Regions from separate parts of the Homo sapiens genome. Here all the other regions are linked to region 3. Evidence: chromatin contacts called from ENCODE Hi-C or POLR2A ChIA-PET data. All regions are on one chromosome and are shown on one strand. The core of a region is the stretch at or near the end of the contact, and the rest is flanking DNA. Distances in the headings are between cores, read along the strand shown. Region 1 holds the start of LINC01802 (long intergenic non-protein coding RNA 1802). Region 2 overlaps KLF7 (KLF transcription factor 7). Region 3 has its middle 17 kb from the start of MIR3130-1. Region 4 has its middle 42 kb from the start of MIR1302-4.

The links. A loop is a pair of places that touch in the nucleus more often than their neighbours do. ChIA-PET counts read pairs that join two places held with the same protein, here RNA polymerase II (POLR2A). Pooled maps may share reads with other maps.
Region 1: a map of naive thymus-derived CD4-positive, alpha-beta T cell shows a loop between it and region 3 (29-fold over the local background). The contact joins the promoter of LINC01802 here to the enhancer-like site in region 3. A Hi-C loop is called at or near these places in 2 of 168 maps with a recorded cell type or tissue (CD8-positive, alpha-beta T cell and naive thymus-derived CD4-positive, alpha-beta T cell) and 7 of 50 pooled maps. POLR2A ChIA-PET finds 5 or more read pairs at or near these places in 2 of 52 experiments (Panc1 and activated CD4-positive, alpha-beta T cell).
Region 2: a map of endothelial cell of umbilical vein shows a loop between it and region 3 (6-fold over the local background). The contact joins two enhancer-like sites. A Hi-C loop is called at or near these places in 5 of 168 maps with a recorded cell type or tissue (Caco-2, GM12878, chondrocyte and 2 more), 1 of 37 single-sample maps with no recorded cell type and 10 of 50 pooled maps.
Region 4: a loop to region 3 is called in a map of Caco-2, with 3 times the contacts of the local background. The contact joins two enhancer-like sites. A Hi-C loop is called at or near these places in 1 of 168 maps with a recorded cell type or tissue (Caco-2) and 9 of 50 pooled maps. POLR2A ChIA-PET finds 5 or more read pairs at or near these places in 1 of 52 experiments (naive thymus-derived CD4-positive, alpha-beta T cell).

What each region holds. Positions count from the first base shown.
Region 1 is chr2:207,255,646-207,262,044 of GRCh38, forward strand. LINC01802 (long intergenic non-protein coding RNA 1802) reads left to right here and starts at 4,800. Exons shown (of 3, transcript NR_146973.1): 1 at 4,800-4,922.
Region 2 is chr2:207,069,930-207,076,235 of GRCh38, forward strand. KLF7 (KLF transcription factor 7) reads right to left here. Exons shown (of 4, transcript NM_003709.4): 4 at 4,208-6,306. Among named protein-coding and RNA genes, the nearest start is that of MIR2355, 37 kb to the right of the region's middle. RefSeq lists an enhancer at 1,994-2,063. Within about 2 kb of position 4,407, at least 7 of the 41 ENCODE cell types and tissues checked have a DNase peak (open chromatin) inside an H3K27ac peak, as active enhancers do.
Region 3 is chr2:206,797,444-206,803,776 of GRCh38, forward strand. No RefSeq gene overlaps it. Among named protein-coding and RNA genes, the nearest start is that of MIR3130-1, 17 kb to the left of the region's middle. Within about 2 kb of position 3,173, at least 2 of the 41 ENCODE cell types and tissues checked have a DNase peak (open chromatin) inside an H3K27ac peak, as active enhancers do.
Region 4 is chr2:207,308,323-207,314,406 of GRCh38, forward strand. No RefSeq gene overlaps it. Among named protein-coding and RNA genes, the nearest start is that of MIR1302-4, 42 kb to the left of the region's middle. RefSeq lists an enhancer at 2,034-2,783. Within about 2 kb of position 3,254, at least 10 of the 41 ENCODE cell types and tissues checked have a DNase peak (open chromatin) inside an H3K27ac peak, as active enhancers do.

The DNA of each region.
Region 1 (6,399 bases), core at 3,550-6,049, 460 kb after region 3:
CAAGGTGGTCCACAGGCAGCAGTTCAGCTGAAAAGCAGCAGCCCTATCCTGAAGCTATTTTGGAGGCAGACTATGAGTCGATAGCAGGACACCAACAGTTTGCCTCTTCACTGGGGCTCACAGATAAAAGCCTCAGATCTTGATGATGAACAGCGGCAGCTCCTTTGGGCGGGCATGTGGGCTGTCCTGCTGCTCCCGGCAGTCAGAAGAGCCAAGAACAAAAGATGTCCGCCAGGCCGCCCTGGTACCCAGCCGGAGCACACTGGGTGTCTTGCACACTCACATCCACACACTGCCCGACTCCCTGAGGCATGGAGATTGCTCTCTTCTGGATTCACACATCTCCCAAAAGGAAGAGCCCCTTTCTGAGATAAAATCACTGCATTTTTACACCCTGAACAATTAGACAAGATTTCCCAAAATGTAAGAGCAGTTAGTAGTTAGTAGACTCCATCCAAGGCGGTGAAGGCAGGAGGAGAGAAAAGGAGGGAGGAGGGAGAGGGTGGGGGAAGGAGAGCAGCAGCTTTGGAGTCTTTGTTTCTCTCCCATCTGGCTGAAAGCCAGAGGCGAAGATCGAAGAGACCTATCCTTTGTCCACTGATCTGACAGTCATCCCATGTTACCACTCGGCAAAATCAAAGTGAAATGCGTTCACACATTCACGTCCATCGCTCAAAAGGTTGCTATGAAATCTGTCTTCCTGTGCCTAATGGCAGCAGGATTTCTATGCAACAGTCCTGTTTTCAAGGTCATAATAAAATGAAGAGAGCTCCACTTTTTCCACTATAGTCCATCATTCTTAGCATGCTCCTGTCCTCCCAAGGACCCAAGCATGTGCTCTGTGACTTTAAGGGAAGAGAGAGTTCTTCCCAGCCTCTCTCTATCACGTCAGGTTAGGCTGTAGCATGTAAAGTTCCAGGCCATAAATAATTCAAAAGGCATGAAGAAGATTTTCTTCATTCTCCATCTATCTCTGCACACAACATCCCTCCCTCCCTTTCTGGCTTATAACAAATGCTAATTTAATCAACTGGCAGTAGATTGTACTGGTTGCTGACTCATGCCAGACACAGCCCCTATGGACTAACAGAGCTATGCCATCTCATTTGGAAATGAACAATGAAGAAGTGTGGTCCTGAGCTGACCACCTTCCTGCATTTGTCCTTTGTTTCCTCATTTTTCTACCCTCCTCCCCTAAAAAAAGGTTATTTACAAATGTATCCCCTGACATACACGCAAGCAATTTACATGGCAGCCACACCGCCTGCAAGGGGCTGAGCTACATGCAAGCTATGTGGCCTCTCAACTGCCTGTAAGGACACATGGGACTTCCCTAGTGGTCCTGAAAGCCGTTCTCTAGAAAGACCCTGTGCATGTGGCAGGGGGAAGGGGAGAGCAGGCAGTGCCGAGGGTGGGAAGGGCGGGAGGCAGAGCCTTGTTATCCAAGCTGTGAAAGCGCGTGTGTCAGTGAGAAAGCATGTGTGTTCTGAAACCGACAGCACCGGATGGAAGCTGATTAAAAAGTGTAGGGGAGCAGCTCCCCCAGGAGAAGTCTTTTTCACCTTACCAAGCTGGGCGGGAGTGGGGACTCTCAGACCCCTGGGAACAGTGGAGAAAGGAGAGTGGGAGAAGGAACTTTCCCAAAGACAAGACAGTGGGTGCAGCAGGTAGAAGGGCAGTGGGTGGAGAGGATAGAACATAAAGAAACGCCTCCAAAAGAAAGGACCAAGAGATACGGAGATATTTCTGGGAAGCCTAGGGAGCCCCATGGCCTATTTCCTTTTCCTTCTGCTCTTTCACTGTAGCTATAAATATTTATCTTATGAAGAAGCATCCTCCCTCCCCACCCCAGAGGGATTTATTTAAAGCCCACACCATCACGATCATGCAAATATTTGCTGAGTGCTATTGTATAGGGTCCTCTGTGAGGACACAGAAGATCGTTTACCTTCTCACCTTCCAATGCCTTGTAAAACACTTATGGTGTGCCAAGCACCATGCTGCCCCTTATTTTGTTAGCTTTCTCCTTTTAGCCACCCCCTCAGGTACACAGAGCTGGTAGCATGAGGCCCATTCTACAGAGAGCTGGAGCTCCGGGAAAGGGCTAGCGGATGGCACAGTCATGGCTGACACTATTTCCACCAGACACCCTGCTCCCTGGGGGTTTACACACAGGAGGTCTAGCTGCTTAGACATTAGGTTATCACCTATTAAGCAAATGGAGAAGCAAAACTTCAGAATTTCTGGAAGGGTCTGACCCATCTGGTCACCAGACCCTGCCCACAGTGCTGACTATCCCTGCTATTCTTCTGGTCTTGAATTGTCAATGAACGCTTTTATGTGCAATTGTACACCTCCCCAGCCCACCACCACCACATCGGATTGCAACTCCTCCTGGCCAGGAGCTGAGTCTGGGGAGCTTTTGTGTTTCCTGACAAGGCTAAGAGGAAAGGCTTGCAGAGAACAAATTCAAATTTTCTGGTTGATTGCAAGCACACTTTCAGTCTCTTAAAACGAGAAACCCTACCCCAGCCACCTTTATTTCCAAATCCTCACGTTGAGGCTGGTGTCTGCCGTGGTGGTTCTCCCAGGATGGTAGCTGTGTCTGCATTCCTTTGGGTTGTTTTTTGGGCGTATGTGCATATGTGTGTGCACACATGTGTGTGTCTCAGACTGTATTGTTACATGCCCTTCTTCGAGGGTTTTTCTCTACGAGGCTCCCTGCTGACAAGCAGGACATGCACAATGGCAAAAGTGCTTTTTCTCTTAGACCAATGAGAATTCATAATCCACTTCCTACAGAAGCCCAGAAAGGGAACCAAACAAGCAGCCCTCTTCTCCCCCAGCATCCTGAGTCATGTCACAAATATTCTACACTCTTTTCTTCTAATTTATGTTGCTACAACTTCAAGGTCATTGGGAAGCTAGGAAAGAATTGGCCCTGCCTGGGGGAGGCTTTTGCACCCAGCACACAGCATTCTAACTGCCCCTGCTTCACTGCCAAGAAGGGAAGGTGTGGTTCACTTTGTCCTTATTTGACCAGAGGCTAGGCATGGAATGCTGCCTCAGTGCCTGGACTGTAAACTCCTGAGGCGGTCATAAATAGGCACTCGGCCTGGTATGGCTTCTTGGCTAAACATTTGCACAGTAACACAAATGAGGCAGCAGACATGAGTCAGGAGGGAGAAATCAGCTCAAGAAGGGGTGGGGGCTGGAGCTTAGGCTTCTCAAGCCTTTGAGATGATGCTTTAGCCAGAGATACTCAGCTGAGCCTCCAGGGACAGACTGCGGGCCCTCCCCCATGCACTGCACCACCTGCCAGATACATTTGCAAAGCAGCTTGTAAGACCAGCTAAGTAAAGAGCTACTTGTCCATACTCCATGCATGAGGCCAACAAGGACCTTGTGTGTTTCTGAAAGGGGCAATAAAAAGACATTAATTATTTTATCCAGATTGAACATTCACAGTTTCATCCAAGGTTATATACAAGCTGAGAACTTAAAGCTCAGGGATGATACTGACCCTGCAAGGTTAAGTCTGGTAGAAATATGAAAAGATAATAGTTATATCATTCCAGTGATCATTGTTAAGTGCTCAGTGATCAGTGGATCACCAGATTTATCCTTGCTTCCCAGAGACAGGGTGCCAGTGGCTGGTGGCCAGAAGTTTTTAAGCCCACACAGCATGTTTCCTATTCTCTGCTGGGGACAATGAAAGGGAGAGCCTCTCCCAGCTGCTACATGCCACCCTCTAAAGATCAGAAATAAAGTATGTGCTGAAGAAATGAATGGATTATTTCCTTTATTCATTCACAATAAAACACAGTGCTGCCCCGATATTGTGTTTCTCCATAGTAAGTCTGCCTCCCTCTGCTCCTGTTTAACAATTACGGTTTGCTAGGACTGCAAAGACCACAGATTGGGTGGCTTAAACAACAGAAATTTATTATCTCACAGTTCTGGAGGCTAGAAGCCCAAGATGAAGATGTCAGCAGGGGTGGTTGCTTCTAAGGGTGTCTCTCTTTGGCTTGCAGATGATCACCTTCCTGTGACATCTTCACAGGTCTTCCATCTTCACAGGTCTTCCCTCTGTGTCTGTCTACATCCTAACTTCTTCTTACAAGGACACCAGATATCATGGACACCATGGATTAGGGCCCACCCATATGAGATCATTTCATTTTCCCTCTTTAAAGACCCTATTTCTAAATGCAACCACATCTCGAGGTGCAGGGAGTTAGGACTTTAACACATAACACAATTCATTCCAATAACAACAATTATAATTTTTTGGTGTCACAGGGCCAAATAGCTTAGTCCCCTCCTCTCTGTGTCTGCATAAACATTTTGGCAAACGCAAATACTGCCCCTGACACAGACAGACACAGGATCTGCCCTTACCATGTCTGCCCACACCCTCTCTCCAAAAAAGGCTCTATCAAATAATTCCATGGCGTTTCAGGTTGTAACAACAGAAAAAAAGGTCTTTTTCTTTACGTATGAATTTTCTAGTCAGTCTTTCTACTGCTGAAGGAAAGGGGCAGTGACAATGCCTTGCCCTTTGTTCATTTATTCCTACCACCTGATTCACTTGTTTTGGTATGAAGGCAGCTTCTGTCTGGCTGTCTCATTATCAACATCACATGTGAGCAGTTTATTTTGGTAATAGAATGAGGTTTCATTTATTTTGAACATAAACTGAGATTCAGCATTTCACCAGCCCAAGTTGTAGGAAAAACTCCAAGTGGCAGGGTTATACCTGGTTCTCTTCATCCTGCGTCTTTCCTCCACCAGGTAACCCCAGATCCCATGAGGTGGCAGTGTCACCATTGCCCCAGCCCAGAGTCATTTCAAGGAGGAGCAGGTCACTTCCTGATTCCCAAAGCATCTGCCTGTACCATTGAAAACTTATTCCTGCTCAGGTAAGTCCTAACTATCCGTCCAGCCCCACACAGCCCTTTTCAAGAGCAGGAATGCTGAGCTCATGGGATGAATTTTGGTCCCATAACTACAGAATAGTTAAATGGGTAAGCATCAAGAAAGAACACACCTGTGATATTTTTGATGCTTTAAAAACTCTCATTTAAAATGTCCTGTCCCTCAACCCATGTTGAGTGTGTGTGTTTTGTTTTTTGAAATACTCCTCTGAGCTCAGCACACTAGAGACATGACAAATTTGGTGTTTTGAACCATATGCCCGTTTGAATTGTAGAGATGCACATTGGTTAGGTTTTTAGAGCACCTTCTGGTAAATTAAGTCAGAGGTAGATATCAATGCTGGTATATACTCAAGCAGACAAGGAAAATTAATTGCAAGAATGGGGCGGGAAAATATCTTCCATTTATCTTCTTCCTATTTCAAAATTCAAACCTACATTTCTAGAGATTTAAAGATATGACGATAAGGAAGTTTTAATTGGCCAAGATTTGAAGCTAAAGAGGCTAACCTCAAGGAATTAGTATTATTTGTTTATCTACTACTTATGGGGTATAGAGCTGTATACTGAGTCATAGTTAGACATGTAAATCTCTATCGTCCAGGATCACATCATCAGAGTAAAGAGACCAAAGATGCTTGAAACTGTAACAATGGAAAGCAGGAAAACCTGATCAGTTCCAACTGGGCAGGATGGACATTCCGTTTGGGGTTCAGAGTGGGAATGATCACTGCAGTGAAGGGGTCTCAGAGGAGGTGACATTTGAATTTGGATTAGGGGCTTGGAGTGGGAGAATGATATGCCAAAACTGTTGTCAGGGGTGAGTTCCCTAGCACAGGGCACAGGATGTGCGGGGGCAGGTGGGGAGCAAGCTTGGGAGGCAAGCTTATAGACCCTTGCCACGGCCCAGGCACAAGGCAATTCACACGGGAGCTGAGGTATGGCAGTGGTGAGTAGAGGCAGAGATGGGTGGGTAGAGGAAGAGACAGCATCTGTGAAGAAGAATAAGCAGAGCTTTGAGTCTACCGACTGTGAGGAACAGAGGACAGGGACCAGGGTCCTGACCACCGACCAGCTTTCAAAGGAAGACGGCTGCCCACGGGGAAGGTCTGGCTCCTAGACCTTCTTCCTAGCTGGGCAGCTGTCTCAGCTCCCTCTACTTCTCACATGCTCTTAAAATAGCAGAACTGTCCAGCATGCTGGGCTTTCCAGTGGAGTCCAGGCCACCCCAAGAATATAGCCCTGCCCTCTGAACAGGTAGGAAGAATGTTCAGGGCACAGGTATGAATTATCCAGGGGCAGTTGTCAAACAAAAAGTCCCAGAGCTCCCTCTGGCTTCAACCCCAAAGCAAGATCTCCATTCCAACTGTACTCAATCAAGTGGACATAGTCCAGCTATGACTGGGATCATTTGGACTTCATATCACATATCTTTGTCCCCTTTTGGATATTGTCGTGATTT
Region 2 (6,306 bases), core at 3,157-5,656, 270 kb after region 3:
GGCAAAACGGGAAAAGAGAATAAATGGGAAGAAAAATGAAAACAAAGAAACCAAGATTGGGAACAGAAAGGCGTTACCAGCTCTCAGCATCAAAGACAAGATTTACATTTTGGCCATTCATTAATATTGTCATCATGTACTATATGTGCATTGGAGTATAGTTAGATATTTCTAAGGAAAGAGAGAAAATAATTTTTTACAAGTTTGAGACAGCATCAGTTCATTTAAGGTTTCCAGTGGTAAATCTTTTGGTTTTTGTTTCCATGAGTTCAGCAAACCATGTAAATAAGATCAGAGTTTTAAATTTTCTAATAGTCTGGGTGCTTTGACTAGCAATCCTATAATCCTAGTTCATGTACTTCTCAGAACAGTCTGCTGCAAACTTAACCCCAAGAACAGAATGTTGTCGAGCTGCAAAAAGGGTGTCATCATTGCTTAGGTTCTGATGTTAGAGTTCACAAATGATGTCCTTTAAATATACCCCCCAGTGACTCAAACACATCCTCGTTTTTATGAAGGACTGTTGACTTTCTGCTCACAGCAAAATAAGGATGCTGAAAGTTGTTGATTTAAAGAACAGAAGCAAGGCCAGCAAGTAGGGATGTGTAATTGCCATTATTATCTGACAAGAAGCTGCCCACTTGCTTCTTGGGTCTGCCCTGCAGACCCAGGTTCCTGTAGACTCTCATTTTGGTCATGTAGGAGACTTTGCCTGCCAGAGAATATTGCTTCAGTTCCTTTATGAAATGGCATGACTATCCTGGAGTTCTGCAGTGATGGGCAAAAAACTGCCTGCCTGATTACTTACACTTCCCACCTCCTGAATCCCCAAATTGGGCACTTGCTTCTATTTTTTTTCTATCCATTATCTCCCTACCTCTCATCCTCCTTGCACTTAAAAACTTTTCATATGAACGGATGGAATAAACGCATTAACTTTAAGGTCCATATGATAGATAGGGCATAAAGAATGATGTGTTCCTGATTAGTTGTAATTTAAAAATAAGGAAACTCTTAGGCTAAAACAATAAACATTTAATAGTAGAATATCAAGTGTTTGGGAGCTGGTTGGAAAAATATTTTGGGGGCTGAGTTGTGTGTTCATGTGCATGTATAGGCAGTGGCCTGGGCATCTCAGAACTGTGCCACGAAGGTGAGCACATTTTGAAGCTGTGCCTCACAGCATGCATTAGTTTCTGGGCATTGACTGTTGATTGGGAAACCTGGGGAAAGGCACAGTCAAGATCTAATGCTCAGGGCTCCAACCCCAGAACAATGGCAGGACGTGGCCACGAGCCCACCCACCGAAAGCGCCTGTACCTGAGGGAATGGGTGTTCCAAGCAGGGGAAAACGAGGCAGAGTATGTGCGTTCACTCCACTCACAGGCCACATTATCTTTTTCCTCTTAGGGGATCTCTGCATCCTTAAGTAACTTCCCAGTCATCAAATCAGTCTTTATTAAATTTTCACATGCACTTAGTTTTCGATTCAATTTGAAATGTGCTCCGAGGAGCATCATATGGACTAAATAATTAGCTAAAGAGAAATGGTACAGCATAGATTTTAGAGAATGGCACAGAACAGTGCCTCTTAAATACCACCAGTAGTAACTGAGGGCTTTTATGTAACACAAAGATGTGTACTTTTATTTTGAGTTATTTATTTTCATTTTTATTTAAAGGAAAAAATGGCTTATCAGACCAGTAGTTTTGGGGATATTTTTGCTGAGAACAAAGCTAAAACAGGTATTTGGGTTTTAAAAAGTGTGTCAATTTAAAAAACGATTGAAGAAGTAATAAATAGTGCAAGGATAATAAAAGAATCTTGAAGGCTGTGCTCAAGTAACTGCAGTTTAAGAAACACTGCCAAGTCCAGGAGAGCATCACCGCATATCAATAGCCCTGGATTTACTCCTGTTGTGCAAAGGACGTACTATATGACCCTGGACAAGTTGGAACCTCTCTGAACCTCAGTTGACTGAAGTAGAACGGTGACATTGAAGGAGATTGCCAAGATCGCCTCCCATGGTAGCATGTGGTGATGCTATTGATATTACAGGTTACCTTCTGTGTCTAGTGAGGTGGAAATGGGGAAATGATGTCAATCGTGATACTATGTCTGGAGACATCATGTACATAAGCATCAAGTTGACTCCTCCTCACCCTGAAGCAGTGAGGTATAGAGAAAAGTCTGCCACTTACTGTGTTCCCTGGGCCTTGATCAAGTCACTTACTCTCTTTGAAGCCCAGTTTCTCTACTTGTTTTTTGAATTATGTTTTTAATTGACAAATAAAAATCATATATATTTATTGTAAACAACCTGTTTTAAAATGTGTATACATTGTGGAATGGCTCAGTCAAGCCATAATTAACATATGCATTACCTCATATACTTACCATTTTTGTGGTGAGAACATTTAAAATTTATTCTCTTAGTGATTTTTGCACAAATACATTTCCAGTGATTATAGTGACCATGTAGTACAATAGATCCTTGTATTCCTCCTGTAGAACTGAAATTTTACATCCTTTGACCAACATCTCCCCAACCCCTCCTCACTTCAAAGCCCCTGGTAACCACGATTCTACTCTCTATGAGTTCAACTTTTTTAGATTCTGCATATAAGTGAGATAATGCAATATTTGTCTTTCTGTGCCCCCAGTTTTACCATTTGTGAGAGCAAATGGTCATGGTGATGAATAATACCTATTCAGTGTATGCAGTCTTATTGGACTACTCAAATGCAGTGTACGTAAAATGAAAAATTTCAGAAACATAAGTAAATGTTTATAAAACAAACATAAATTTTGTTCTTCCACCCTCCTGTAACTTTGTCATCACTTCCTCATTTTTAAATATAGTGTTGTTGTATGTATAGCTATATCATGATCAGGCAAAAAAGTTAATAGGTTAAGTTCAAGCCAGTAACTGTTGATAGTTTTTAAACTCTCAGATAAAATATTTAATGTTGGAGAAGGAATTAGGAATTGGCTCATGGATAAAACAGAAAACCATCACCTGCCAGTGACCTCAAAATCTTATTTTAGCTAAAAGTTTTAACCATCTCCTCTTCTAAACCTGTAAGTGGAAAATGAGCTACAAATAATAAATTATTTATCAATTCCACTGAACTCTGCTTTTTATGAGACTTCTTTCCATTACCCCAGCATTCCCAACTCCATATACAACCACAGATTATAGCTGGTACGCACCTTCTTCCCCCTAGGACATGCAGGTTACACTTTCAGACTACTGCCTGTTGGATTCAAATTATAGTTGTTTTTGCACTTAAGAATTCTTGTTACCAAGCTTGCCTAGTTGATCGTCTAGTTGACTAGGAGATAAATATTTCTAGAAGATGACACACAAAGAACTTGCAACTTCTAAATAGGGAGAACACAGAAGAGAAAGTAGAATCACCCAATATAAAGTATAGAGTCATTTTGTGCCAGGGCAAGCAACCCGGCAGTCTGGAGTCATCCCTGAATTTATATTATATTGTAAAAATGGATGCTCAAAAAGGTTGTAAAGTGGGCAATATATATATTTAGACCAGTCTTAAGCAAAAATTTCATTTCTAAATATGTAAGCTTAAGTCTTTTAGCATATTCACTTATGTAAACCATCTCATTTCCTTATGGCAGATAGATTAGACTTACCACCCTCTTGTCTGAACATTTCAGTACAGTGCAATTTGTCCTTCACCTAAAATGTTCAATGTGATATCTTTTTGTAAGTCAGGGAGTGGAATAATGAGCCTTCTTCTAGGTAATATTGCCAAGCTATCTTATCCTTCCTCACTCAGAGAAATTTCCAGGTAAATGATTTTGGTTATCAGAATGAAATTACTCATCTAGTCCCAGAGCTACTGAAGACACAGGGAGTAGGAGGCAGGTCTTCAGACTCCAGGGGCTGTGTTTTCCCCACTACACATGTGGTTTCTTCTCAGTCAGCTTTGAGCTGCCGTGTTGCCCAGCTCACTTGCCTGTTCGGGAGATGTGGCAGCTGATGCTTAACACTTCAAAACCATTTTCCCGGCCCCTGCAGCACCTACTGTTCTCTTCACCTTGAGTTTTATGAGAGCAAGAACTTGATCACTCAGCTTCCCTTCCAAACCCGCTGTTACACTCCTGACACCTGTTTCCTGTTCAGGGACATGAGAAATGTCTGTGTCCATGCAGCAAATTCAGTCACACTAGCCACGGTTTCTAAAGTAAACATTTATTGGAAAGTTTCTTGTCAGATTCATTTGATTAGGGATAGAGGTTATTCACCACCGTATCCACTTCTGTAAGTCCAAAGAATGCAAAGAAAGCTTGACTACTGCTGTGTCCCATGTGACAAATGTGTTTTACTGCTGTTTCCTGTGAATGACACCACTTCTCTCGGGGAATCGCTGAGCTCGGGATGCTGAGGCGACACCACCAGCTGGGTTCTCTACCTTCCTCCTTACTGGTGATGCTCTTTCCTGGAAGTCGTGTGTGGCAGAGATTTTAGTACTTTTCTTTTCAGTTCTGAGAATTTTCCCTGGGGCTTTCATCTCCCTCTCTTCTCTGGGTCTGAAGCTGCTTGTATTTCCATCTAGTTTTTTGTACTCTCCACAGCCAGCTGGATTTCCTGGCTTCCGGTTACCCATTTCCTCCCCACTCCAACCACCTCCTGTCATTTTACTGCCCCCTACCCCTCACCTAAATTATTCCCTCTGATCTTTACCCTTCCTCCTTCACAGACTGCTTCAAAGATCCTTTCCCAATAGGTTCCTATTAAACACCATCCCAGAACAAACTGCCTCCTTCTCTCGCCAAATAAACCGCTTTCAATAAGCCTCTCCCAACCCCCTAAACAAATAACATCTTGTAATCTCTATCATTCTAAAATATTGCTTTTCATAATCTCCAACAATTGGCTCCCTTTTTCCCCTTGAAGAAATAAACTCAGTGACCCTTATTTGGGCATTGAGCTGCCTCAATGAAACTATAAAATACACACATACGCACACACACACACAACTTCCCAAACGAAGATAACCTAATACAACCTTTTGCTTTCCCTTTCTCCAAGAAAGAAAACTTTCACGAAGTATGTAAGTACCCACTTGCGTCTTTCGAAGATTTTTTTCCCCAGTGAAACAAGCTAAGGAGAAATACAGTAAAGTATTCCAAGGCCAAACACATTCTACTGTTTATTACACATATTACATTCTTAAATAAAAATGCGTCACATAACATTTTTTGCATAGATATCTTACAATATACCAATTTAAAAAAGAATTATGAAACAGACCAGTAACAAAAATAAATTTTTTCTTCATTAATAATTTTGTAACATTAACATACCACCATCATATAATACAAATAATAGTTTTAAATCTTAAGACTTTTGTACAGCAAAAAAACTTGACAAAGTAATATATTTATATATATATATATATAAAAAGCTTAAAAAAAATAAAATGTCAAAAAAAGGCATAACCGAGGGCTATAAGACTGGGTACTTCTGTGATATATTATAAATACCAGAGAAGGCCTGAGAGAATGTGACGGGGGGAGGCGGGGAAGGAGACGGGGCTGGGAGTAGGTCTCTCCAAACACACTTGTTAGACACATCTGGCAAAAAGAAAATGTATAGTGCAAAAATAAATTTATTCAAGCAACTGTTAAGAGGATAATAGAGATTTGAAAGAAAAGTTTCAGTGGCTGGGAAGTTGTGTGGGAGTAGGAAGTGGGAGAAGGAGCTTGACGCGGGGGCGGGTGGGGGCTTGTGGAAAGGAAGGGGAGGCTTCAAAAACATTAGACATTTATTTTTGCCTCTGTGTTAGCAAGGAGATCTTGGCCATTAACAGGTGTATTTTTCCTCCCTGGAATGAAGCAGAAGTGAAAGATAAGGAAATTAAACTAAGTCTGGGTTTAGATAGGAAATGCATGCTGGGAAGAAAAAACAAAAAGGTTGAGAACCAGCCAATAAGCCCCAAAGCCTTCAGGACCTAGGTTTGCAGAAATCGTTCTGCCTCCAGTCCAAAGGCCTAGGTTTAAAATGTCCCCTCTGCCCACCCCCAACCCCTCCCCGCTATGTGGAACTCCCAGTGTGGTTTCGATATACTGGCAATTATAAGCATCCATCCCCCCCAAAAGATATTAGGCACTGGTGGCTACTCCTCCGAAACGTCAGTAGCCTGTTTTCCTTCCGTGAAGGTACGACAGGTACATATGCGCATGTCTAGGTGCGAGCATATATACCACCCTCATTATGCTGACGTGGGGTCCATCTTATGGCAGTAGACAGAAGCTGGACTCACAGCAAGTTA
Region 3 (6,333 bases), core at 1,923-4,422:
TTCACCAGCTTGGGTTCAGATGAAGCTCCCCCGACAGCCACTACTCCTGTGCTGTTGCAGGCTATTGTAACGGGGGTTCCACGTCATCCAGGCCACAGGCCAAGCCTTGGATGCACCTGCTCTTTGCCCAGCTGCCCCAGGGCAGAGCTCTGCACAGATCACAGTGCCTTAAGACAGGATGATAACACCCCTCAGTGTTTTCCTTAGAGTGCTCCATGCACCACAGCCATTTTTCAAAGCATCCCCCAGGCCAGGGTTAAGGCAGAACAGGTTTTCCAGTCATAGCCTCCCACTTAGCTGAGTAACATTTCTTGAGTGATCTTGTAAATGAATAGTTTGAAAGAAAAACAGGCAACTAAGGCAGTGCGGTCACATTGTTTGAGAATACAGATGCAAAATTACTTGTGAATTTACTTGCTCATTTTTCCAAAGGATGTAATCTGTACACTTAGAAGTATTTCACTCACATGGGGCTCTTTGTAGCAACACAAACCGAACAAGCTATTTCTGAAACTCATATTTAACTGTGATTTGATATCATCTTGATTTTCTTAATTTTTTTTAAAATTGTGATAAAATACACAACATAATATTTACCATCTTAACCATTTTTAAATGTACAGTTCAGTGGCAGTGAGTACATTCACATTGTTATATAACAATCACTACCCTCCAGCTCCAGAATCTTTTCAACTTGCAAAACGGAAATACTGACACATTAAACAGTAACTCCCATTTCCCCTTTCCCCCAGTGCCTGGCAACCACCATTTACTTTCTGTCTCTATGAATTTTACTACTCTAGACACCTTATAGAGTGGAATTGCTCAGTATTATTCTTTACTGACTGGCTTCTTTCACTTAGCGTAGTGTTTTCTGGCTCATCCGTGTCATGGCATGTGGCAGTATTTCTTTCGCCCGGGCACTTTGGGAGGCTAAGATGGAGAGGCTGAGAGTTGAAGACCAGCCTGGGTAACATTGCAAGACCCCCATCTCTACAAGAAAATTAAAAAGGCTTGAGCCCAGGAGATTGAGCCTGCAGTGAGCCATGATCATGCCCCTGCACTCCAGCCTGGGGAAAGAATGATACCCTGTCTCAAAGAAAAAAAAAAGAATTTCCTTCCTTTTAAAAAGATGGAATTATATTCTATTGTATGTATATACCACATTTTGTTTATCTGCAGATGGGCCCTTGGATTGTTTCTACCTTTTGTATCAGTGTGTGTGTGTGTGTGTGTGTGTGTGTGTGTGTGTGTGTGTGTGTGTGTATTTCTAGAAACTTGTTATTCTCCTGAGTGTTAAACTGTTTTAAATGTTTGGTTTTTCATTTCTAGAACATTTTCCTATCCTAAAATTTACCTATCTGGCTATCTATCATCTATCACTTTTCCTAAGGATCTTTAGTTGTTTACTTTTTAATGAAGTATAATATACGTTATGATAGTGTATTTTATGTATCCTCATATCCTTTCACTGTGGATTTAATTTTTAGAAATAACAAAAAGTCACATAGGGCAAATTCATTAAGCTGAGTGGGTGATTAAGTTAACAATAGTAATGACCATGTATTAAGTGCCTACTATGTGCCAGGCACTGTGCTAGCATTTCACACCCATTATATCATTCAGTCTTCACACCCCTGTTTGGTGGTTATTAATGATTACTAATATTCATTTTATAGATGAATAAACTGATACTCAAGGCCTTAATTGCCTTTCCTAGGGGTGCACAACTAGAAAAAAGGCAGAGCCAGATCTGCACCCAAGTCCTTCTGACCCCAGAGCTCATGCTTGTATCATCGCACCAGTGTTACTCAAGCTTTCCTGGTGATTACAGTCACATGTACTTGACAAAACCACAAACTGTTGGGCCTGTCCCAGTGATACTGAATCGAAATTTACTGAGGAGGGACCTGGGAGATTACACTGCTTGAACAGCATGGTACCGGGGAACCAGAGATCAACTTCAACCCTTCTGTTAGCTCTTAGTGGGCTGGTCAGCTGGATGTAGAAGCTAAATTGACAGCAGGCAGATTAACAAGAGAAAAATGTATAAATTTTACTAGTTTTACATGTACTTGGGGATCTTCACAAGAAAGTGAAGTCTGAACAAGAGGCCAAAGTAAGATATTCTTATACTTTTTAGACAAAGAATGATAAATTTGAGAAGAAACAACAGGAGAAAGAAAATCTGGCTAGGACAGTAAAATTTTCTAGGGGAGTCACAGGAGATATATGAGGGGGTGTAAAGCAAGTGGAAGATAAAGGTTATTTTGTTCGTAAGTTTGTTTATTCGGGTTCCTTGCAGCCTCCAAGTCTCTGGTGATAAGGGCTATTTTCTCATCCTGGTATGGATAAATCTCAGGGCCTTCGAAGAGTATCCGTCCCAGAGGATTCTTTATCCCTTGCTCCATACAGGAAGATATAGATCAGCTCTTCCTTTCTGAAACTAGAATTTCTCCATTGTTTTCCATTAGAAATAATCAACATACAAATTTTGGGATGGCACATCCTTCAGTCCTCCAATGGTATCTACCATATTTTTTTCAAACATATAACATACTTTAAGGTAATGAGATTAGGTCGTGCAGCTCACAAATAGCTCTGAAGGCAGTTCCTATAGCAGAGACTCAATTGTTATGAGCATTAGCTATTGGCATGACAGAATAGGCTTCAAAGTGACTTCTTTGAAGGACAAGATTTATTTGAATGTTCTGCTTTAGAATCATTAAAATGAGCACCCTCACTGCCATGTTGGCTCTACGCACAGTAAGATTAGAGAGACAGCGTTTTACAGTGAAAAGAGTAAGTCAACCCTGGTTTGGGATCTGGATAAATTGCTTAACTTCTCAGAGCCTTAGTTTCTTCATCTGTAAAATGGATTACTACCCAATTTGAAGGACTATTGTATACATTAGAAATAACTATATATGCCTTGTCATGTAGTAGATGCTTATAGCAGTTCTTATAATAATAAAGCGAAGTCCCCGTGGTGTATTGTAAATGTGAACCACACTCCTCAGCAGTGATCCTTGTGTGCTAAGCTAGTGGACCAGAGTTTCCAGCTGAAGTAGATCTGGAACCGAGTCTTGAAAAATGTGTGTAGAGAAGCTTCTGTACTTTTCTTATGTGGATGGCAGTGGCGAGGGGGCGGTGGCGGGTGCAGCTGCAATACTTAAAAAGGAATTCTATTGTGGCAATAAATGAATATGGCAAGAAATGAGCCTGGCAAGAAATGAATGACAATGGCCCCTAGGTGGTGCTGAATCATCATGGAAGTGGAGGCTGGACACTTGGCATTTGCGGAGGTGACTTCCTTCTGGTTTGAATTTCAAATAAGAGCAGGACAGCTCCTTGGGATGTCTGGGAAAAAAGACCAGGCAGAAAAGAGTCTTTTCACTAGGAGCGGGTGCAAAATACTCTTGCCTGTGAGGCCTCTTCAGGTCTTCGGTTTGCTTTAGTTGGAAACAGGAAGCAGGGTCAGACCAACTTGTATTCATTTGCTGAGAGCTGTTGGAGCTGTGACTGATTCTGACAGATCAAATACCATTTATAACACTCCTGTGGGGGACACTTTAACCGGGGATGTTAGTGCTAGCCCCTCCAGAGACTAAGTATGTTTGCGGGATGTGAGGACCCCTGGAATATACAAATATGCATGCTAATGAATTTTAACAAAAATAACCCATTATTGTTTTCTGTGCAACACTGTGCATTTCTCAGCTACACCTGTCCTTTCCAACCTCAATTGCTGGGCAACCTATTTTTCTTTCGGCATCAGAAGCGATAGCATCTGGGAAGTGAATCTGATGAATTCTGCCTGGCAACCAACATCTTTCCAACTGCCAGATCCTGGGGTAAGAAACTGAGATGCTCTGGAGCTGGTTCAGGGCCAGAACGCACCTGTCCTTGAGGGCCTGGTGATGGGGGAAGGAGGCTGGCCAAATGCAGAACTTCTGAAAGTCCACTTCCTGAGTTCATTTCCATTTTGGCAAAATGTGACTTAGGTTTCCAAGGGAAGGAGTTTACATGTATTAAAATGTCTCAGTGGCTGAAGTTGCTTTGTGTCCTCCGCTAAAGCCTCCTACCATCGATTCCCATCTCCAACACGTTTTCAACTGTGGTGTTTTGGGAAGGTAACCATAGCAACTAATCTTATTCAGAAATGACTGGACCTAGGCAGTAAACGGCAAGGTAACCCCATGGTAATTTTCAGTGGAAACCCAATATTGATTCTAACAATTGTACAGGCTGAGCACTGTTAGCTATTTACTAAGCACTGTTCTCCTTTAAGACATTTGATTCTCACAACCCTGTGAGGTAGTCATCATTATCCTCTCTAACACTCGAGAGTTGGCCCATGGTTGTGCAGCTAATTAAATCTGCTGGACCCTGAAATCAGCTTTTTTCTCTTATACAGACTCTGCCTTCTAAGGAAAACTGGAGAGACGCCTTCCGGTGTCTATTTTGCAGGTAGTAAAAGTGAGTCACAGAATCATGGAAATTGTTCAAGGCAACAGCAGAGCTGCAGATCCTCTGCCCTAATCCCAATAATGCCTTTCTGTTATATGTAGAGCTTTAGAGCTCTCAAGATTATCTCATCTATTGCTCACAGCGGGTCTTTGTGATGATTATATCTATTTATAGATGAGAAAATTGAGACATGAAAAGGTTAAATGGCATTTCTCAAGGTCACCAATTACTATATTGAAGAACAAGAAATAAAATCCGTTTCTAATTCTCTGCTGCCTTACTAGATGTGGTGCTTTAAAAATATTTCATCCACTTATCTGTTTCAGAATGTATCAGATACATTAGGTACCATATATTATGTGTGGTTGACAAGATTTTCAGGATTAACTTTAATTCACCAGAGATAAACTTTATATCTAATGAGATCATCTTTATGGAAATACTGTTTATGAGTATAAATGTTTTTATGTGAGAATTATATATTCTAATGAATCTTTAAAAATCCATACTTCATGTGCTATAGATGCAAAATCATAAATTTATCTCTGTAAATTGCCTAAGATGATGGTAGAGAAGGGTGTTATGCTTAAAATTTTTAGCGCTGTAAAAGCTACAATAGTCTCAAGAGAAAAATGGTCAGTAATCTTTAACAGAGCCACCTGCCATGCATGGGGCCCAGTGTATGGAGAGGAAGGGTGGGGGCATAACCCCAATCCCACAGGGTATGTTCGGTGGCTTAGATTTGTTCACTCAGTGGGGTAGAGGCACAACTCATGAAGTGACACCCAGAAGCCTGGACTCCAAGTTCCTTTGAGAGCTTGATGTAGACCCTTCAAACATTGGTCGGGGGTGGGAGTGCGAGGTGAGAGTAGGAGGTGTGGGAAGGTGACTGGAGATAGAAGCCTGACTCTTGCCTGGAAAAGCCCAAAGGCAGAAGGCTGCCTGGAGCTGCTGCTGATGGCAGAGCAAAAACAGGTGGCTGTAAGAAGGCTTTTGGCTTCCAAGTTTTGCAGGGGAGAAGGGATGGCATGGATGCATAATATTTCCTGTGGATTAAACGAATGCTGAAGAAACTAGCAGGCTTGAGTCATCCTGAAAGGCACCTGTCCTAGAGGACGTCCTGCCAAAGCTCAGAAATCTCAGCAAAAAGAGGCTGTATGGGGTCTTCACAGTCAGCCTGAGAGTGCCTTGTGGGGGTCAGGTCAGGGAATGCTGTGGTGTAAGAAAGACACGCCATGGAAAGAGAGGTGGGAGTAGGGGTGTCTCTTAAGAACCCACAAAAGTCACTCATGTGAGGAGGAGCCAGCACTTGAGCATCTAGCACACAAAGGGCATCCTCGCAGACTGCAAGGTCACCAGTGAATAGACCCATTTACCTCTAGTCCCTCCTCCCCACCTGGCCCTGGAGATGCCAGAGGCAGCACAGTGAGCGGGGCAGGAGGAGCAGAAAACAGAGCAAGGGGGGCAAACAGCAAAAGAAGATTCCACAGCCTCCTCCCCCTGCTGCTCATTACTGAGCTGGAAGAAAGGAAGGAATCTTAGATTGGGTGAGAGCTGCATATTTTGAGAATAGATCAGGTGATGAGCTTTTTAATACCTTAAAATGAGGCTCTGCTAATAGCCATGTGCAACCAAAAATACTCTGGCATATGCCGGAGATGGCCTCTCTGAGGTGGGAAGGGAGAGCTGGCAGAGCCAGTGTGATGGGCAAGGGAGGGAAGAAGATGGAGCTGTTTCCAGCCTGCTGGAGCTACTGACCCAGCCTGTTCAATAAACTAGTGTCCCCTAGTAAGAGCCTTCCAAGTTAATCGAATGAACCCCTGGATTTCTTCTTGCTCTGTCACCCCCAGCAGTGAGGCTCAC
Region 4 (6,084 bases), core at 2,004-4,503, 510 kb after region 3:
TAAGATGTGGAATAATTTTCCAAAAGCTAACTTCTGGCTCTATTTGAAATATTGTTATTCCCTGTATACCCACATACTCCTAATCTCAGACATCGTATCGGGATACCATCAGAACCATCCAGGCAAGAGGGAACCTGTACTTCACAGGAATACATTCTGCTCCTCTGCCCTTGGTGTCTCTCTGCACAGGGCAAGAAATCTGCAGGGCTAGGAGACATGTCTGCTCAAAACCCATGCCCCCTACTTCTTGATCTCACTCCAAGTACACAGGACCCTGGAATTTATTGGTGAAACAGAGCCTACCTAGATCTCTTCCTGGAGTCTTTCCTCCCAAGGGCAAAATGTATCCTCAAGTGTGATTATTCTTTGGCCAGCTTCAGAGCCATGGACAGAGCCCATGGAAGTGAAAGGCCCTGAAGCTTAAAATGCACTAGCCTCATGGCAAATCCACCTCTATGCAGAGGCTCTGCGATGAAGTCTTCTGCATCTTGTACCACAACCCAATCTGGAAGCTACTCCACCCACCAAAAGTACAGTCTATAAAAACTTCACCACTGCCTCAGCATGGCAACCATGCAGAGGAAGCAGTTAGAAAGAGATCAAAGAGATAAAAATGTGTGTGGCTCTGAACACTGTGAAATCTTCCTAGATAATGATTAAATGGCAGCAGATATCTTGCCTGTCTGTCCTTCTGAACCAACATGGCTCCATCTTGGCATTTCTCAGAGGAAAGCCCATGGCCATGTAGTGCCTTCAATGTTCCCATCTGGCAGAAGTTGGGCAACATTTCCAAAAATCTAATCTTTTCACATTCTCTTCTTTCTTCTTAACCTCACGTAGCACACCAGGCACCTGGACCCCTTAACAGACCAGAAGACTGGTCAGATGACCCTCTCTGGACGCAGTCAATAGAGGGCAAACTCCCACTCTCTTCATGCAGTGTGCATTGGAGTGAGGCAAGGAAGGGAGTGTGGGAGGAGTGGCCAAGGAAGGTTGCCCACCCTGGTCTAAAATGAAGACTTTTCAAGAAAAAACTGACCACTTTGGGGGCCTCTCGTGCACTGAGCATTAATTTCTCAATGCTTCTCCTCCCCAGCTCCCCTCTAACTCTTTGGCCCCTGTGCCCATGGTTGTCTCCTCATGCCACCACGGCATCTGCTCAGAGGACACCCGCCTGATGACCAAGATGAATCATGCTTAGGAAAGCTCCTGGGCAACCCTAGGCAATCCAGCAAAGCCCCCTAGACTTTCTCTAGCATGCACCCCTCCTCCCCACAACCACGGGGTCTTCAGGAGTTCTGGCCATCTCTCCTGACCCTCTGAGGTCCAATTTTCAAGCACTTTTATTCACATTCAAGGTACGAGATTAATAACACCCCCTACCTTAAGGTATATGTTTTGAAAAAGAGGACAATGTCTTAAGCAGAAGATTCAAAGTGAATGAACTTTAATTAAATGTCCAATAAAGAGAGATATAGATATGGATTTTAAGAAAAACTTCTAGGCATCTTAAAATAGGGTAGTCCATTTAATCCCCACATTTAAGCTTCCCTGTAATGGGAAGAAATAAATAAACTGAGAGCTTTGGGGTAGGAAGACAGGGTCGAGGGGTAACCTGGGAGGGGGCTGGGTGACTTGTTGCAAAAGTCAGAAGACCATGAGTCAGGGTGGGATCAGTATAACACTGTCATGAATTCTATCTTGCTGGCTTCTGTGCATGTGCTCCTGCGTGCGCGCGCGCGCGCACACACACACACACACACACACACACACACACACACACACACACGGTACAAATGCCTTTGTGGGAGGTGCTATTACCAACACCAAGTCTAAATCTAAGCCTCTCATTTTGTATTCCCTGCACTGTAAGGGGCAGCCCAAGGGGGCCGGGGTGGAGGGCGGGTGGGAGGCACATCTAGAAGAAGAAGGACAGATTTAAAAGGAAAGATTATTTATGAGGCCATGAAGACGTTCTTCCCAGACTCCTGAGTGCAGGAGTATGACTTATTTATTTTATTTTCGTTTGTAACCAAAACCTTCCCCTGACTCCCATTGGCCCCAGCTGAGAGGGGAGAGAGGGCCGGCCCGTCAGGCGTTGATCACCGGGCCAACGGGAGACAGTGTGGCGTGATGCTGACGCAGCCCACTGACAAGCCAGGGAGGCCCAGGGGAGCAGCTCTGAGCAGAGCAGCCAGAGCCAAGCAGGTAGAGAGCTGACAGCCGGGGAATTGCTAAGAGGCGCCGGGCTGGTGGGGGCAGGATGGTGAAACAGTTGGACTCGAGAGAAGGTGTGATTTGTGATGCACAAACTGTCGTTTACCCACTCCCCTTGGAGTCCTCTCCACGTCCCTCAGCTCCATCAACCTCTCTCCAGTTTAAATTTCCTCTCTCCCTTCCCCCTCCTGCATGCTCACTCCGTGGGTCCCCGCATTTCTATTCAATAATGTTTCTCTCCCTGTCTCCTTTTGGGAGAAGGAAGGGAGCAGATGAACACACATTAATAACATCAAAATGTCACATAAGTGATCAGCTGGAGGGGGCAGTCTCTCTGATGTCCTCAAGGCATCCTATTTAGGAATTGATATCTGCAGAGCCAGAAGAAAGCACAGCTGCTCTGGGGTACAGGCTAGGGAGTTAAGGGGATGGCTGTGTCAGTGTTGGGAATTCGTGCACTTACGGTGCAAAAGCACAAGGTGCATGAATTACCAAAGGCCTCAAGAACTGCCTGGTCCCACTCTCCTCCCTGGAGAGAGGCATCGCTGAGAAAACAGGAGCTTGTGTCTCCAGACTGGAGTTCTCTTTTAAGAAAATGGAAGTTGGGAGGGAAAGGGAGAGAAAAGCTTCAAGCCTATGGATAAGTCCTGAATCCTCCTCAGAATAGTGACCCCCGACATATGCACTGACGTGCCCATTTATTGAGAATCTCAGAATTCTTCGCAAAGGTGTCCCATTTAAGAAAATCCTCCATCCTTTTCAGGCAAAAGCAACAAACAGTAACAGAATAAAACTTTACTCATCAGATGGTGGTTACCAGTCTTTCCCTGCCATTTTTCTGGATGATGTTTAAAACCATGAGACTCCTGCTGGCCTTTCCCTTGTTACTGCACATAACCACATAGCCCTCTTACACTGGATGAAGCACTTTCTCCATAATGTTCACTTCTTTAATGACAGGATAGATGTTGCTGTTCTGACGACTGGAGTATTCAGACTGATGAGAACCACTGGTGATTCTCAGCAGTCCCAACATCACATGCTTCCTGTCCTGATGACCTGTGAGTCACCACTCCACCACCTCCCTATATGGGTGAGAGGTTACATCAGTCCCAGTCTATAGATGGAACAACACAGGCCCAATTGAGCAGATGTGCTTTCATGAGTCTGTCTCATACTATCTATTGCCAGGAAACAGGGTACAGTTGGAGACATATTGTTGCGTCATCTGAAGGCCTCATATTACAAGACACGACTATGAAGCTAGGCTTCACTCTATCACAGGAGTGGGAGCCTCAGACTTTAGCCCCTGGTTCCAATTCTGACACCTGCTTAGTATAGAAATACTTAGGTCCAGGAGTCAGAGGTTTGAGTTCTAGACTTAGAATTACCACTTAGCAATCACTTTCATCATGTCGCTCACCTGCTAAAAATCTTCCTATGGCTCCCTATTGCCCTTAAAATAAAATCCTAACCCCTCATCATGGAATTCAAGATTGTATCATCTGGCTTTTGCCATCTCTCTTACCCCATCTCACACCTCTCTCCCTCTCACTTGCTACTCCCCAGACACATCAGCCTATCTTTCTGTTCCTTTAAGTCACTCAGGCTGGTTCATACTTCATTGTCTTTGTACATGCTGTTCCCTCTGCCTACAATGTCCTAAAAGTGTCTGTAGTCTGCTAATCATTTCACCCTTAACAAATACTGCATTACTCAATAGGGAACACTCTCCCAGAAAAAGGTTTTTTTGGGGGGTTGGGAGGAGAATTTGAAATTTGATATATATTTTTAAAATCCAAGTAGTCATCATGGGGAAAATAAGAATCTGTCATTTGTTCATTAATTCATTCATTTAGCAGATATTTACCAGGCACCTTCTATGTTGGACTTCATTACACAACATGGTACTGTTTCTATTCGAATTACAATACACAAGCAGGGATGGGGAACTATGAGTTTTTAGAGCCTCTAGAAGTTCTAACCTAGCCCTGGCGTCAGCTCATGTGTCACCTCTTCAGAAATGCTTGTCCTGATCACATTATAAATTAGCTCTCCTTGCCTTCCCTCCACTTTCTAACACAAAACCCTGTTGTATAGAATAGAATAATATAATTTACCACTGCCCTAATTTGTTGATTGATGTATTTACTTATGTACCATCTGTCTCCACCAATTCATATTTAAGTTTCATGAAGGCATAACCTTGTCTCTCTTAGTCACCACCAGCACATAGAACAGTGCCTGGCACACAGACAGTGTTTGAAAAATGTCTGCTAAATAAATGAAGTAATGAATGAATGAATGTAGTCTTGGGCTAGTCGCTTAAACTCTCTGGGCCTTAGCTTTTTCATCTCTAAAATATGATCAATAACAACAACAACAAAAATACCTGCCTGAGTCAAAATGTTGGCAAGAGTTTGAAATAAAATATGTATAGACTCAATTTCCTAGAAAACAGAGCCTGAGGCAGGGATCAAGTGCTGGTGCTTTAAGTAGGAGGTACAATCCCTAGGCATTGGGAATGAGGGAAAAGGGAAAGAAAAAAAAACAGAAAGAATGAGAAGAAATAAAACACGGGTGGGCTCCTACATTGACTACTGCTTCGTGTGAAGCCACAAAGGGACACATTGGTCACTTGACAAGAGCATCCATTGGACCACACAGGACATCTTACATGGAGAAACTCTACCCTGAAGCAATGTATCAAGAGAGAACAGAACATTGGTCAATATTCACCCATTGGAGATTTTACCGCCCCACGCTTCCATATTGCCTTATCTTTACCCATGTCTCCCCAGTCTCCCCTGAAATCAACTCCTCTGTCCTTTAGTATGACATTTCACCCAAGCCTGGGAGTGTCTGGAAGAGACAGAGTCTCCAGATTGACCATGAGTGGTGAAACCCTGCAGCCCCACCCAAAACCCTTTGGCTTCAAAAGTGACAGCTACTTCAGAACAAGCAACTTCAGCGCAAGCAGGGGACAGGGAAGGATGAGAGACTCTCAGGCAGATGAGAGAATCCCACGAGGAAGAGAGGATGCATGCGAGATAGATTTGATACAGCATGAGAAAGTGGTTTAGAAACTATAAAGCTGCAAACAATGAAAAGTGATGTTGTTTTATTGGTCTTCTTTGAAATGCAACTGTCTTTCCATCTCATAGTCTCTGCACTTGTATAAGTTTGATGAGCTTTCAACTAGACTGCACAAATGAAGCCTTCCTTGTTTCCACTGTTACTGTTGAAACAGTACCTCTCTGAAACAAGCCACTTCATCTCCTCATAAAAAATCCTTATATCCAAAATAGGATCTCTAAATGGATTCTGTTAAAGTGGGGTTTTTTGCTTGCTGTATTTAGTTTCTATCCTTGAGAGAATGCAGCTAATATGAGCAATCCATATGGAAGATACTTTTCAAGTTACCTCCTTATCTTTTGATTCTCCCTCCATCAGTCTGCTTTTATAACATCAGCTTCCTTGGGGCCATTCTTGTATCGTCTACACAGTGATAAATTTTAACGCACCTCCAACATGTCATTAAATGTTAATAGCACAGAACCCATGTAATGGAAAGAATGAAAAGATTTCCCAGCCTGAAATGCCTCTGTCAGCAATTACATAACTTGTTGACATGTGGCCCCTTCATCAGGTTTATCTACAAATCCAAGACCCATACAATTAGGGGTCAACCTGAATTGGGGTCAACTGGAATTGGGTTCAGCCTGAACTGAGGAGCCACATGTGTTCTGGACTTTGATTGCATTCCAGAGCTCAGCTGAATAAAATGCCAGGCACATAGTAAGATACATACACAAACATAAACATATCATGTATATAATTCATTAAATATGTTACCAAATGAATGAC